Linked DNA regions of Mus musculus: region 1 is linked to region 2. The links are chromatin loops, found by intact Hi-C in ENCODE. Cell type or tissue: heart. All regions are shown on one strand. Links, peaks and the distances in the headings refer to the core of each region. The heading gives the core; the rest is flanking DNA. Region 1 has its middle 32 kb from the start of Gm36298. Region 2 holds the start of Gm5141 (predicted gene 5141).

Region 1 (2,810 bases), core at 173-2,672, 100 kb before region 2:
AGAGAAACCCTGTCTCTCAATACCAGAAAAAAAAATTAATTGGTAAAAGAAAAACTGGAGTCTGCAAGCCTATCACAAATACAATTCTGATTATTTCCTGTGTTTGAGATAGGGTCTGATTTAGAAGCCCAGCTGACTTTGACTCACTCAGCACACTACAATGTATAATACATATTAAAAGTACAATAGATAGCAGGATGTATGCGCCTTTGAACAAATATTCCTAGCATCAGAATCTTCTATAGAAGAGAGAGCTGAGAAGTCATTTGGCGTTGGAATGGTTATTAGGAAAGGAGAGTGATTTTGAAAAAGTGCAGGCCATTCCCTGGCAGAGAGAATGGCATAAGAAGATATAGTTTGACAGCACCCCTATGTGCAATGTTAGCTGCGGAGAGACATAATCTAACACACAGCTTCTCAACACTCTGAGCTGAAGTAACTGTGCAAGTGGATTGGACATATCTGCAAAGGAGTCCCCTCTAGTTGGAAATTCAACATACATTGGACCAAACTAACCTCCCAAAAGTGTATGAATTTATATGTTTATCCATATTTGCCTTTCCTTCTGTGAGGGTGGCTCTCTTCTCCTGGTTTAAGAGAACTTTATTGCTCCAAACTTGCCCCAGGCTTAGCAAGCAAGAGGCATCTGGACAAGAGGGAAAGGCTCTAGCAATGACTCCTTTACTTAATTACCCACTCCCTTTCATAGGAAACTTTTTAGAAGAACTTGGAAATAAAGATTAAAGAGATGTTTAAAAGTGTCCCGCCTTTCTTCCTGTGACTTCAACTAGCAGGCTGGAAGTTAGAGCAGCCCAGTTTCAGTGGAGATAGAACAAAAGCTACTCACTTAATCCCCTGTCTTTTTAAGAGGAGGCTCTAAATACCAGAGATTGCAGCGTCCAGCCTTGCCTCAGAGGAACTCGGGCAGGTCAGCTTCGGATGCAATGCGACTGAGACTCAAAATAGGCAAACGTCTTAATACTAAACAGCAACCCTAAACATCCCTAAAGACCAAGTCTTGTCACCTCAGACACTTCCCCCTCCGCTGCCTGAAGAGGAACCAAGAACAGTCAGGGCTGGTCCCCTGCATCCCATCACCCCGACTCCAGCTGCTTAACTCCCTGCTCCTTCCGGTTAAGGGCAGTGGTCACACGCTCACCATGTCGCCACGTTGTAGATCGCTGGCAATTCCCTAAGGCCCCTGTCAGCAGAGATGAAAACAAATCAGATCAATCTTTCAGCCTGCTCGCAACGGAGAGGAACAGAGAGCACAAGGCACACGGAAGAACACGCCTCTACTTCTATTGGCGGGCCTATCCAGAGGCCCTGATTGGCTAGTGAGTCTTGATTGACATGACCACCTCCCTTAGGGTTAGAGTGCGCTGAAGACACACAGCATAAGGCTTCCCAGCTTGGATTTCTTATCTAGGAGCTGACCCTTTTCAGATCTGCAAGACTTTCTTTCAGTCCTGTCCTCCAAAAGTCTATCTTTCAGTCATCCAGAACTCAGCAGGAATTTCTTCTTCCTGCTCCTCCAAGGCCGCCGCTGGTTCTCCTCCTCCTCGCTCCGCCCCCTGCTCCTCCAAGGAAACAAGAGCCACACCTTGCACAGTACATTATTCAACTTGGAGCAGAGTGAACTATAGGTTTCAAGAATATTTACAATTAAAGAGAGATTTTAGGACACAAAATGTGCTTCTCTCGTTTTACACTGACATCAGGAAAACCGCAGCTAATAAGCAATTGCTACTCCAGACAACCCTGGGAGAAAAGCAGGGGATGGATGCCATTCATTATGGAGCACTATTGTTAGCCAGCACGGTTTCCTACGTGGGAAGGTGAAAAAACATATCTGTATTAGTAAAGGTTTTCCAGATGAACAGAATTCAGAGCATGAATCTCTATGAGTATGCAGAAAGTGGAGAGATCAGAATGGCTCACAGAATGAGGCCCCACTAGTAAATCAATGACTGTACCAATGGAGAGTTGAAGAAAACAGTAGTGCCTATATGTCTCAGCTGGTCTTCAGCATGTAACAGAATTCCACAGATGGAGCCTTAATGTCAGAAAAATAAAGAGACCTTGCAAGCCAGTACGTGGGAAAGAGAGATTGAGAAAGACCTATCATCTTCAATATCCTTTATATATATATATATATATATATATATATATATATATATATATATATATATATATATATACTCACAGCAGAAGTAGTTCTGGCCTAGATTAATTTTTTTCTTCTCAATCAAAACCTCCAGATTAAAGAAGGGTTTTCCCATCTTTTTGTTTGTTTGTTTTGTTTTGTGTTTTTTGAGACAGGGTTTCTCTGTATAGCCCTGGCTGTCCTAGAACTCACTTTGTAGACCAGGCTGGCCCGGAACTCAGAAATCTGCCTGCCTCTGCCTCCTGAGTGCTGGGATTAAAGGCGTGTGAAACCAATCCCGGCTCTCTTTTCAGATTCTTAATTGCCTGGTCTGCAGACCAGAGTAATGGCCAGTCAAGGTGACATCAAGATGGAAAACTGGTGACCTTACTACTCATTGCTAATGTCAAGTACAGCCATACCAGAAAAACGTTCACCTTCAAAGCCTAGCCTAGAAGAGATGCAGGACAATCTTCCCATCATGTGGCTTTAGAGACAGGATTAGATGTTCAAAGCAATTCTGAATTACATGGCATGAGCCAGCCTGGGCTTCGGGAGACCTTGTCCTAAGCAGCACTTGTAAAAGAAATGGAAAGAAATTCTTATGCCTGAGAAACATCACAGAATGGATACAAGTAAGAGATCAGAGCAGTGTGGCATTTAA
Region 2 (2,810 bases), core at 1-2,500:
AAGTTAACAAACTTCCTGGCCAGAAAGCAGCTTCTAGCAAGAAATCATTGTATTTAATACTCCCCAGGCTAACCAGCATGTTCTATTCCCCTGATGTTAGTGTTTATTTATGTAGAAATAATAAAGAGTTAAGTTGATAGCAATAGTAAGACATAACAGACATAAAGAGTTAATAAAGAATTGTTTCTCCAGGACTTAATGTACCACAAAATAATGAGAAAGAATTTAGATTTTAACCACAAGATTGTAATAAAGAGGTAAGATTCCCCAGCACGGCATGAAGCACAGAACAGTGATAAAGTTAAGAAGGAGTTAAGTTTTAATAATAAATAAAGCACACTTAATAAATAAAGCACACTTAATAAAGCACACAATAGTAATAGAGAGTTATAAAGTGAAGATACAGCAATTAATAAAACACAGAGTTTTATAAAGTAAAAATAACGCACAGTGAGATAAAGAGGAAAGAAACCAGCCATTTTCAGCCACAATATGAGCAAGAGAGTGTCAAGTCTCTAGAAGCCATTAGCTGATAGCATCCAGTACACTTGGAGAAAGTTACAAGGCCAGAGATCATCAGTCTTTTGGCCCTCATCCAATGCTGTGTCCCGCCCACCTGATCTGTAAAACCCCAAAAGCTGGTATGCCCCCAGCAGCAGAGCTGTCCCTAAACCTGTAGCCTGATGTGGTATCTGATGCACCTAATCTGGGGAAGACTTGATAAGCAAACGTGGGAAGATACCTGAGGCCAGGAGTAGCACTGGGACAGGTCTCTATGACAGGGAGGGGAGATCAGCAGATGGGACATCATTTGAAATGCAAAAAACAGCTTCGGCTGCAACGCGACTGAGACTTAAGATAGGCAAACGTCTTAATACTAAACAGCAACCATAAACATCCCTAAAGACCAAGTCTTGTCACCTCAGACACTGTTCCCCCTCCACTGCCTGAAGAGGTACCAAGAACGGCCAGGGCTGGTCCCCTGTATCCCATCACCCCGACTCCAGCTGCTTAACTCCCTGCTCCTTCCGGTTAAGGGCAGTGGTCACACGCTCACCATTTCGCCAGGTTGTAGATCGCTGGCAATTCCCTAAGGCCCCTGTCAGCAGAGATGAAAACAAATCAGATCAATCTTTCAGCCTGCTCGCAACGGAGAGGAACAGAGAGCACAAGGCACACGGAAGAACACGCCTCTACTTCTATTGGCGGGCCTATCCAGAGGCCCTGATTGGCTAGTGAGTCTTGATTGACATGACCACCTCCCTTAGGGTTAGAGTGTGCTGAAGGCAGACAGCATAGGGCTTCCCAGCTCGGGTTTCTTATCCAGGAGCTGACCCTTTTCAGATCTGCAAGACTTTGTTTCGGTCCTGTCCTCCAAAAGTCTATCTTTCTGTCATCCAGAACTCAGCAGGAATTTCTTCTTCCTGCTCCTCCAAAGCCGCCGCAGGTTCTCCTCCTCCTCGCTCCGCCCCCTGCTCCTCCAAGGAATCAAGAGCCACACCTTGCACAGTACATTATTCAACTTGGAGCAGAGTGAACTATAGGTTTCAAGTATATTTACAATTAAAGAGAGATTTTAGGACACAAAATGTGCTTCTCTCATTTTACACTGACATCAGGAAAACTGCAGCTAATAAGCAATTGCTACTGCAGACAACCCTGGGAGAAAAGCAGGGGATGGATGCCATTCATTATGGAGCACTATTGTTGGCCAGCACGGTTTCCTACGTGGGAAGGTGAAAAAACATATCTGTATTAGTAAAGGTTTTCCAGATGAACAGAATTCAGAGCATGAATCTCTATGAGTATGCAGAAAGTGGAGAGATAAGAATGGCTCACAGAATGAGGCCCCACTAGTAAATCAATGACTGTACCAATGGAGAGTTGAAGAAAACAGTAGTGCCTATATGTCTCAGCTGGTATTCAGCATGTAACAGAATTCCACAGATGGAGCCTTAATGCCAGAAAAATAAAAAGACCTTGCAAGCCAGTACGTGGGAAACAGAGATTGAGAAAGAACTACCATCTTCAATATCCTTTATTTACATATATATATATATATATATATATGTGCTCACAGCAGAAGTTCTGGCCTAGATTAATTTTTTTCTTCTCAATAAAAACCTCCAGATTAAAGAAGGGTTTTCCCATCTTTTTGTTTGTTTGCTTGTTTTTGTTTTTTGTTTTTTGAGACAGGGTTTCTCTGTATAGTCCTGGCTGTCCTGGAACTCACTTTGTAGACCAGGCTGGCCTGGAACTCAGAAATCTGCCTGCCTCTGCCTCCTGAGTGCTGGGATTAAAGGCGTGTGAAACCAATCCTGGCTCTCTATCCAGATTCTTAATTGCCTGATCTGCAGACCAGAGTAATGGCCAGTCAAGGTGACATCAAGATGGAAAACTGGTGACCTTACTACTCATTGCTAATGTCAAGTACAGCCATACCAGGAAAACATTCACCTTCAAAGCCTAGCCTAGAAGAGATGCAGGACTGTCTTCCCATCATGTGGCTTTAGAGACAGGATTAGATGTTCAAGGCAATTCTGAATTACATGGCATGATCCAGCCTGGGCTTCGGGAGACCTTGTCCTAAGCAGCACTTGTAAAAGAAATGGAAAGAAATTCTTATGCCTGGGAAACATCGCAGAATGGATACAAGTAAGAAATCAGAGCAGTGCTGCATTTAAAGGGAACCAATAATTGACTTTTTACAAACATCAATATAATTGAAAAAGCACATAGCCTTTCTGACTTTGAAAAGAGCTGTCCATTTCCTTCTAGAAGGAATAGCATTTTTCCAATACTTTTGACCT

What was found. Peaks named below come from ENCODE experiments on the same cell type or tissue, not always from the same donor. Only the 100,000 strongest peaks of a DNase experiment are listed, where the experiment ranks them.
Region 1: it touches region 2 in a loop (2.8-fold over the local background); 5 of 42 quality-filtered maps call a loop at or near these places.

What each region holds. Positions count from the first base shown.
Region 1 is chr13:62,683,674-62,686,483 of GRCm38, forward strand. It overlaps Platr25. Among named protein-coding and RNA genes, the nearest start is that of Gm36298, 32 kb to the left of the region's middle. In heart, for the core only: no CTCF peak of the experiment used is centred there; a DNase peak (open chromatin) is centred at 1,208; H3K4me3 peaks cover 1,543 bases; H3K27ac peaks cover 246 bases.
Region 2 is chr13:62,784,624-62,787,433 of GRCm38, forward strand. Gm5141 (predicted gene 5141) reads right to left here and starts at 1,185. Exons shown (of 4, transcript NM_001256065.1): 1 at 1,058-1,185. The coding sequence starts at 1,060. In heart, for the core only: no CTCF peak of the experiment used is centred there; a DNase peak (open chromatin) is centred at 1,238; H3K4me3 peaks cover 1,229 bases; H3K27ac peaks cover 668 bases.